Regions from separate parts of the Homo sapiens genome. Here region 1 is linked to region 2. A link is a contact called in ENCODE Hi-C or POLR2A ChIA-PET data. All regions are on one chromosome and are shown on one strand. The core of a region is the stretch at or near the end of the contact, and the rest is flanking DNA. Distances in the headings are between cores, read along the strand shown. Region 1 overlaps PSMD1 (proteasome 26S subunit, non-ATPase 1). Region 2 overlaps PSMD1 (proteasome 26S subunit, non-ATPase 1).

Evidence for each region. A loop is a pair of places that touch in the nucleus more often than their neighbours do. ChIA-PET counts read pairs that join two places held with the same protein, here RNA polymerase II (POLR2A). Pooled maps may share reads with other maps.
Region 1: a pooled map shows a loop between it and region 2 (9-fold over the local background). The contact joins two enhancer-like sites. A Hi-C loop is called at or near these places in 2 of 50 pooled maps. POLR2A ChIA-PET finds 5 or more read pairs at or near these places in 2 of 52 experiments (HEK293 and activated naive CD4-positive, alpha-beta T cell).

Annotation. Positions count from the first base shown.
Region 1 is chr2:231,158,768-231,163,980 of GRCh38, reverse strand. PSMD1 (proteasome 26S subunit, non-ATPase 1) reads right to left here. Exons shown (of 25, transcript NM_002807.4): 20 at 2,472-2,641; 21 at 254-346. Among named protein-coding and RNA genes, the nearest start is that of HTR2B, 36 kb to the right of the region's middle. Within about 2 kb of position 1,865, at least 5 of the 41 ENCODE cell types and tissues checked have a DNase peak (open chromatin) inside an H3K27ac peak, as active enhancers do.
Region 2 is chr2:231,065,178-231,069,958 of GRCh38, reverse strand. It overlaps PSMD1 (proteasome 26S subunit, non-ATPase 1), which reads right to left. Exons shown (of 25, transcript NM_002807.4): 5 at 2,848-3,053. Among named protein-coding and RNA genes, the nearest start is that of PSMD1, 11 kb to the right of the region's middle. Within about 2 kb of position 1,295, at least 3 of the 41 ENCODE cell types and tissues checked have a DNase peak (open chromatin) inside an H3K27ac peak, as active enhancers do.

The DNA of each region.
Region 1 (5,213 bases), core at 616-3,115, 93 kb before region 2:
TATTCGTGGTATAAAAAGTACTGACATGTGCAGAGAAAACCTTCAGAGGGATTCAGAAGTTGTGACTCCTGTGACATGAGACTTGGATGACCAAGAGACAAAAAGGACTTTCACTTCATATTCTTGTGTAATGTCAAATGTTAGCATAAGAAGTGTTACTTTTAAAACATAAAAGATAGTTAAAGAAAAAGTAAAATACTCAGTGGCTCCTATATTTAAGTACAAATGCTGCTAAAAGGAACAAAGAACCTACCTTTTCCTTTTCTTTTTCTTTTGGTACTTCCAGAGGGGCAGGATATGCAAATGTGGATGGTTTACAGTTCGATTTATACTGAACTTTCGGCATCTGAAGAAATTCCATTAAAATAACATTGGCTTTAAGTACTCTGTGCTCTCCACAGGCATACGGATACAAAAGGAGACCAAAGTTTTAATGCAGGCTGTATGTTCAACTATGTTATGACTCCTCTCTGAAAGCCATGTCTACTTTTACTGATTTAGTTTTTAGGTTCTTTACAGAATTACCTGCAGTTCTCTATACTTTTCTTAATCTCTGTGCCTTTGAATGGGCATCCCTTTATCTTTATGAACAAACCAACCTGCTTCAATGGGTAAGTCCTATTCATGGTGTGAGCATCAGATCAACTGTTCTCTCCTTTGTAAAGCATTTGATGGTCTATCCTGCATACAAACTGCCATTTCCCTTCTTTGTACCAGACTAGTAACTTACACTAGCCTGAATACAATTTCCACACCATATATAATCATGCCTTGTAAGAGTGTAACATGAGCCTAATAGAAAGTCAGCTTCACATTACCTAGTGACCAGTTTTAAAGTTCTTTGGTCTCAATTTTTCCTTTCTTTCTTTTTTTTTTTTTTGAGACGGAGTTTTGCTCTGTTGCCCAGGCTCTGGAGTGCAGTGGCGCAAACTCAGCTCACTGCAAGCTCTGCCTCCCGGGTTCAGGCCATTCTCCTGCCTCAGCCTCCCGAGTAGCTGGGACTACAGGTGCCCGCCACCATGCCCGGCTAATTTTTTTTGTATTTTTAGTAGAGACGGGGTTTCACTGTGTTAGCCAGGATGGTCTCAATCTCCTGACCTCGTGATCCACCCGCCTCGGCTTCCTTTCTTTCTTTCTTTCTTTTTTTTTTTTTTGAGACAGAGTTTCACCCTGTTGCTCAGACTGGAGTGCAGTGGTGCAATCTCAGCTCACTGCAACCTCTGACTCCTGGGTTCAAGCGATTCTCCTGCCTCAGCCTCCCAAGCAGCTGGGACTACAGATGTGCACAACCACACCCGGCCTGAATTTTTCTCTATTTACCCAATCTGCATTGATGGAGGATGATAATAAATACCACCATAAGGACAAAGAACCTTATCTTCTCCATCCCATTTTCATCACAAAGAGTAAAAACAGCAGTCATAAAATTGTTTGGCAGAGAATAAAATAGGTTATACAGGATGTTTAATTACAATGTTAAAAGTTGGGGATTGGGAAACCAAGGGATTCTTGTTCTGACAATAAAGCTGCTCAATATTTACAAATGTGAGCAGTTTTAATACCGAAACACTTAACGAAGGATAACTGGCTGTACAGCTATACTGAAAAATCAATACAAAGAAATATTCTATTTTTACCAGTCAGTTTTAAGCCTAAAACTTTTCCACTCTGAAAATTTAGTAGAACATTTCAACAGTGATGACCAGATGTAAGAGTTATTTAAAGGTCAAAAAGCCTTTTGACTTTTAAAGAACAAGAAGATGAATCATCAAGTCACAGGACTAAGAAAGACCTAAACACAAACTCCATTAAAAAAATATGACCACAAATGTGATGACAGGGCACGCAGTGCCTTAAATTTCTGACTTAAGTCAGCAGTTACATTCCATCAGATTCCCTAGCTCCTCACAGTTGGTCTTGTTTCCTGCTTCTACCAAAGGGTCATCCTCCTATTTTGCTTTTTCCCTTTAGTAATAATTCTTTCTTCCATCAACCACTCGAGTATCAGATAACTCTGGAAGATTTAGTTTAGGTTTGCATTCTTCCTTGCCCAGACTACTGCAATAGCATTGTAATGAGTTTCCACTGATACCAGAAAGATCTTTCTAAATGGAAATCTCATGTTCATTTATCATTTGAAATCCTTCGACAGTTCCCAGGCTTTAGTATTAAATAAAATTCATCAGAGTGGTATATAAAGCCTCTTCGTATGTTTATATTTAGCCCCCTCTCTCACCATTCTTTCTCAACTAATTACTTGAAGTTACACAGCTAGTAAGGAGATATGCTTTTCAAAACTTTCAATGACACACTCCATTCAAAAAGGTGACGATTCAACTTGAAGGGAAAATGTTATTATAAGATGTTAACTCATCTTTAAAATTTAATGGAAATCCTTGCAAGTGGGCGGTAAATATGAATAAGATACGGTGAACAGGAAATACTACAAAGCTGAGGTCTCACAGACATACCTTTAAGTCCTTGTTAAGGCCAATGACACAGGTAGGGGTATAAGCCAATGACAGGAAGTGTGAAAGAGGAAACCAGAACCAAAACTGGGTAAATACAAGGACGCCAACCACAGAAGGCATATGAGTATGCCCAGTCCTGGACTGCAAGGAGATTGTGACATTATGACCACCTGTAGAAAAAGAGAGAAACCATGAACAATAATAGTATTGTCCTATTATTATAGTAGGACAATAATAACGATATCTTTCTTTCTTTCTTTTTTTTTTTTTTAAAGAGATAGGGTCTCACTGTTACCCAAGCTCGGGTGACAGAGTGAAACACTGCACCCAAGTGCAGCAGCACGATCATGGCTCACTGCAGCCTCGACCTCCTGGCCTTAAGGGATCCTCCTCTTTTAGCCTCCCGAGTAGCTAGGACTACATGTGCGGGCCGCCACACCTGGCTGATTTTTAAATTTTTTGTAGAGACGAGGGTCTCACTATGTTGCCCAGGCTAGTCTCAAACTCCTAGCCTCATATGATCCTCCCGACTCAGCCTCCCAAAGTCTTGGGATTACAAGCATGTGAGGCACTACACCCAGGCAATAATAAAGATTTGTAAGTGCTGCAGTAGGGAAACATCTGGTGATGATTTTAAAAGCACAATTCATATGTGCAGTCTAATATGCAGTCCTTGGAATTAGTGAGTTATCCAGGCTCTCCAAAATTGGAAGTGTACTTTTAACTGGATTTAGCACACATCTAGACTTACTTTCTCTATAGGCAGGCGTTTTTCAAAAACTAGGCCTGAAGGGTATCAAAACTGTGATGCTAAATTAAGTATTAATCTGCATTATATATTGGCTTTTCATGTGTTAATAAAAAGCAAAGTTTTAGTATATACTTTTTGCACACCATAGCAGAGGCAAGCATAGATAGTTTGCTTAGTTTTACTCTTTCCGCTTCAATCATATGCAAATACATATTTATAATATACTTACACATTTATAAAAATTTATATAAAACAGTAAAGAATATGTTCTGACTCTTGGTCTTTTAGGTGCTAAGCAGCATAAACATTATTAGAATTTTGAGAAATATCCCTTACAAATTATGAAGATTTATATGCAGCTATATAAAAATCTACGAAAGCATTGAGCATTACCCTACGAATTATTAAGCCACTTAAATTGGTGGGAGGAGCTCTGACATTAACTAGCCCTGTAACCATGGACAAAACACTTTATTTCTAATTCCTTTTCTCCCATTAGCAAAATGAGGGGTTGAATTTGAACACTTGAACGAGAGCACTACCACTTACAAAAGAAAACTTAACCTCTAACCCTAACTGAAATTTTTCTAAGGAAACACAATATGTAAAGGAATGAAATCAGAGCTGCTTCTGTTTAATCAGAAGTTTGGACTGCTGGGAGAATATATGGCCTGGAACCAGGGGTCCCCAAATCCTGGGGCTGCAGACCTGTCCATGGCCTGTTAGGAACCTGGCTGCAGAGCAGGAGGTGAGCGGAGGGCAAGTGAGCATTACCACCTGAGCTCTGCCTCCTGTCAAATCAGCTGTGGCATTAGATTCTCATAGGAATGTGAACCTTATTGTGAACCGCGCACGCGAGGGATCTAGGCTGAACGTTCCTTATGAGAATCTAATGCCTACTGAACTGAGGTGGAAAAGTTTCATCCTGAAACCACCCCACCCCCGTCGTAGAAAAAAAAATTGTCTTCCATGAAACCTGTCCCTGGTGTCAAAAAGGTTGTGGACTGCTGCCCTAGACTATTCCTCTAGAGTGCAGATAAAGTTTGAAAGCCAGTGAACTAGAGCTAAGATCCAAGCCATCAGTTGGGGAGAGCTGGTGAGCCCTTGTAAGGCTGAGATTCTAGGAGGCTATGAGGGATTACCAACTCAAATGCCTTTAGGAACAAGTCAAGTAAACAAATAAGGAATAAGTGGGCTGGGAGCAGTGGGGACTGAAGCAAACTGTAAAGTACATGTACTATTTAAAGGGAGCTTGTTACTGGGGGTGTAGGTCCAGGATTACTAGGTCATTTTGTTTTTAAAACTGAAGCAAACTGGAAAACACATGTTCTATTTAAAGGGAACATCTTACTACAGTGTAGGTCCAGGGTCACTAGGTCATTTTGTTTTTAAAAGTAGACTATGGATTTTGTCCAAAATCTTGCAAATTTTGTTAGGCAGGCAAAACAAAATACACCATTATCAGATTTGGCCCATGCGCTAGATGGTAACAGAGTTAGTGCTGGATCACAGAACTTTGAAATGCAAGAATCTTCATTTAAATAATATATCCTATAAAAATGGGGCTTGTCTGTGCCTAATCAGGGTCTTAATTGGAATTCCAATGTGGATTCCTGTTGCTTACATTTCTCTTCTCTTGATCTCAGTGTTTTATAGGCATCTTCACATTTTGCTTGGAGTCAAGAACCAAACACTGACTTGACTTGACTAAACCAAGCAGCATTTTAATTTTTATAAGAATCAGGGTTCTACTGTTCAACCAAATAATCTAGATTTTCTTAATACTCCACTATAGGTATTTAAATTTTTCATCTGAAAAAAAGGCCAGGTATACTTTAATCTTGTTTTTCCAATAGAAATGAATTATATACATTTATTGTCTACTTGTACTCTTCCCTACGCTAACCCCCATTCACTGAATGCTAACTATATGTTGAGGATTGTGAATAACATACTGGAAAAGATCCTAAGGAGACTCCAGTCTCACAAAG
Region 2 (4,781 bases), core at 46-2,545:
GAATTATTTTAATCTTGCTTCTTTAGCCAATCTAGGAAGCCAATTATTTAGACCTCTTAAGCAATACAAACTCAAGAATTTTAAACCATTTTAGATGAAAATCTTAAAAGAATTACATATTTCCACATCATCATAAAAAATGGATTAAAAATAATATTTAGTGGTACTCAGAATCACTATTACATGAACATAGTATACTATAATAAAGTGATGCTGTTAATTATTATAAAAGATATACAACTGTCCATACACTAAGTAGCTATGTTTTCCAAATGTGTCTGCTGAAGTCTTTCTGCTTCTTATCTTGCTACTAGACTCCCTCATGACTTACTGCCTACACTCACTTGCTGGCCAGGAAACACAACACAGCTCTCAGTGACTCAAGCATTGAGTACTGCCACATCTGTCTGGTGCTCTCCCTACAAGAAAACTTTGATCCAGGCTCTATGTGTTTACTTGGTGATTCTCAAAAGTATCCCCAATATTTGAGACTTCACCCTGTAAAAGGCCTTCAACATAAATTAGCACACTGAAAGCTACAGGAGTGTTTCTCAAAAAGTGAGTTGTGACTTTCCACTGCGTAATAAAATCAATTTAATGAAGTGTGACTAGCAAATTAAAAAAATAAAAAATACAATTTAAAAATAACAGAGTTATATCACAAGTAGTAAGAGTAGGTATTAGTTTCATAAAGCTTAAATTACATCTATATGTATATGTGCACTGGGATACAAAGAAAGATGCATTTGTTACTCTGCTTTTTTTTTTTTAAAACATTTTTCATTCTTTTACTTTATATATTTATTTGTTTGACTGCTTGTTCTCCTTCTAGATTCCCCAATGAAGTGTTTGCTTTGGGCAGGAACTTTGTTGGTCTTGTTTGCTACTATAGTAGGTGCTCCTTTATCTGAGAGGACTATGTTCCAGCACCCCCAGCAGATGCCTGAAACCACAAACAGTACCAAACTCTATATAAATTATGCACAAATTTCTGTTTTCTTCTTCACAATTTTATGGATGGAAGATTCATTCTTATGTACATCTCAGCGCAGCCTCAGCACAATTTTTTTTCTTTCCTTATTAAGTTGGGAATTTTCACTTTTTCAATTAAAGGAAGCAGTTTAAGGCTTCTCTTTAGCATATCTAAATTGCCAACATCACTATTTTTGTACTTTGAGGCCATTACTGAGTAGAATAAGGGTTATCTGAACACAAGCACTGTGATATTGCGACAGTCAATCTGATAAGCAAGGTGGCCACTAAAGTGACTAATAGGCAGTGTACACAGCATAGATCTACTAGGATGATTCACATCCCATGCGGGATGGAAAGAGATGGTGAGAGATTTCGTTGTGCTAGTCAGAATGGTGCACAATTTAAGACATGAATTGTTTATTTCCGGAATTTTCTATTTAATATTTTCAGTCTGTAGTTGACTGCAGGTAACTGAAACCACAGAGAGCAAAACCATGGATGAATGGGGACAATGCACATCTCCAATGCCTAGAACAGTATCTGGCAAACAGTAAGCACTGAAAAAATATTTGTTGAATAAATGAAAGCCAAAAATGTAATCTTACACACACGAAGACAAGGATGGGCTAAAACTGCACAAAAATGAAATTGAGAGGGAAACAAGGGCCATTATATCACATTAGGCCATTCATTCATTCACTCATTTAAACAAATCGTATTATCGACGCTAAACACTGTGTTAGGTTTTGGGGATACAGTGGTGAAAAAGGCACAAATACCTGTCCCGATATAGCTTATGATCTAGTGGGAAAGACAGCTATTAACTATCTACTAATACAATTATCAAGGGATAAACACCATGAAAAAATGTACAGGGCTCCATAAGATTAACAACAGAACTGGACCTAGTCTTTGCTTAGGGGCTGAGGAAGGCATGGGTATTGGGATCAAAGTTCTGCAAACAAGGGATAGTTGAGCTAAGTTTTGGATTGTGAGGAGAAATAAAGCAGGCAAAGAAAGGAATGGAGGGCAGGTGTGGTGGCTCATGCCTATAATCCCAGCACTTTGGGCGGCTGAGACGGGTGGATCACTTGAGGTCAGGAGTTTGAGACCAGCTTGGTCAACATGATGAAACCCCAACTCTACTAAAAATACAAAAATTAGCTGGGTGTGGTGGCACACGCCTGTAATCCCAGCTATTCAGGAAGCTGAGATGGGAGGATTGCTTGAACCCCGGAGGCAGAGGTTTCAGTGAGCCAAGATTGCGCCACCGCACTCCAGCCTGGTTGACAGAGCGAGACTCCATCTCAAAAAAAAAAGAAAGAAAAAAGAAATGTAAAAAATATTTTTGGAAGGGGGAACGAGGCAGGGTTCATCTAGATGAGAAGATACCAAAATGGCTAGTGTACAGAGAGCTAGCTCATGGAAAGAAATAGCTGGTGAGGCAAAGTAAGCCTGCAGATCAATGTCCATTTTACTCAGCTTTGTACCTTTCTGACCACTTCGGTTGGTGACTTAAATTGTCTTAATTATTGCAAACACCGCAAACCAGGAATCTAGCTGAGTAGTTTTAACCCTAATAAATGCATTAAAATATAGTTTATTGTCTTCTTAAAAAGGGCAGAGTAATTAATACAACTTCCCCATGCAAGACTTCAAAGGATTATGTGGTAAGATAAAAGCAGATATTTCATGAACACAAAACACAACCAAGGTTCATACATAAATATGAAAATAAAATATTTGGCAAAAGATCACCTGCTATTTCTAAACTAGATTTTCTTTTCACTGCCTATGAAAGTTTCAGTTTGAATAACTTGCTTTGCTGATTCCCTATCAACAATAATTTCTAAAATAACATCATCTACCTACCGACTCCAGTATGGTCTTTTCAAAGACGTCCAGTCTTCGTGTCTCCAGAGCAATGCCAATAGCCTGTTTATACTTGTGATCATCTAGACATCGCTGGAACATTTTATTTACGATGCCTTCCAATCTCTGGTCAATTGGTTTTTTTTCTCCTTCAGGCAAATCTGCATTTTCCACACATTGTTTGGTGTAGTGATCAATGCATTTTGCTGTTGAGGAAATAAAATAACTGATTATCTTGTAAATTGGGCTAAACTATCAGAAAGGGCAATGCCTATATTTATAATCATATATACTTATGGGATGACTATAAAGCAATAAGCAAATTTTGAAATGCTAGAACTTATGCATTTGAATACTGTTCTCCCATAATATTTACACCGGAGAACTACACATTAATTCCAATCCAGTTGACATTATTCAAAACATTTCTATCTGCCAGGTGTGGTAGTGCTCACCCACAGTCCCAGCTACTCGGCAGGCTGAGGCAGGAGGATCACATGAGCCCAGGAGTTCAACGCCAGCCTGAGCACCACAATGGGACCCTGTCTCTTATTTAATTTATTTTTAAAGTTTCTATCTTGTTACTCCATTTTGATCAAAATTTTATTACTCTACCCGATTAAGCTGCTTATTCAAAAGAACTGGCTACAAATAGCTGCTGCTTCACTTTCAAAAAACAAACATTTGCCATTACTGAAGATATTTTAAAAGGCCTATTATAGCAATTATCACATAGTAGTATATCGGACTTCTTTGCATTAATGAAACTATTAGCAACCTGAGAGTAAGAACTATGTCTAAATTGTCTCTGTAGGGTAATGGGGAAATGACTTGAAATGTGCCACAAGTTTAAAAGGCAGTTCCAAAGATTTCCAAAAACTTTTCCAGCAACTGTAGCAGATCCTTTGAAAAACAGTCCTGTGTCGCTTAATGACAGTAATACATTCTGGAAAACACATCTTTAGGTGATTTCATCATTGTGCAAACATCATGGAGTGAACTTACACAAACCTAGATGTTATATAACCTACTACATACCTAGGCTCTATGGTATGGCCTAGTGCTTCTAGGCTGCAAACCTGTATAGCATATTAGTGTATTGAATACTATAGGCAATAGCATTTGTGTCTAAACACAGAAAAGGTACAGTAAAAATATGGTATTGTACTCTTATGGGACATCTGTTGTCTATGCAGTCTGTCATTATGTGATTCCTGACTCTATTTATTGTCTCAATGTGAGGTAGGTGGAACCTATTTCTCCCAAGAAGGTGTCTGAAAATTCATGCAAAAGTGTTTGTGCCCAATTTAGCTTCCATATTTCACAATGATTTGGGTGCATGGAGGGGAGGGTGTGACATACTGAAGGATATCAATAGCACACCTGATAAGAAACATTTGTTTGCAATTTAGTTATATCTTTGCAATCACACCTTAAACTTTCTAAGTACAACCAAAAGAAGGACATTTCCCTAAGCCTTCCACCTTCATAAGGAAGATAAAACAGTCACCCTGGCCGGGCGCGGTGGCCCACGCCTGTAATCCCAGCACTTTGGGAGGCCGAGGCGGGTGGATCACGAGGTCAGGAGATCGAGATCATCCTGGCTAACACGGTGAAACCCCGTCTCTACTAAAAATACAAAAAAAAAAAAATTAGCCGGGTGTGGTGGCGGGCGCCTGTAGTCCCAGCTACTCGGGAGGCTGAGGCAGGAGAATGGCGTGAACCCGGGAGGTGGAGGTTCCAGTGAGCCGAGATCGCGCCACTGCACTCCAGCCTGGGAGACAGAGCGAGACTGTCTCAAAACAAAAAACAAAAAAACAAAAAAACAAAAAAAACAAAAAAACAAAAAACCCAGTCACCCAAGAGGAATGACATATACATTAATTATCCTCTCCATAATTCATTGGCTTGTTTCTTTCCCTTTCAAAGATAAG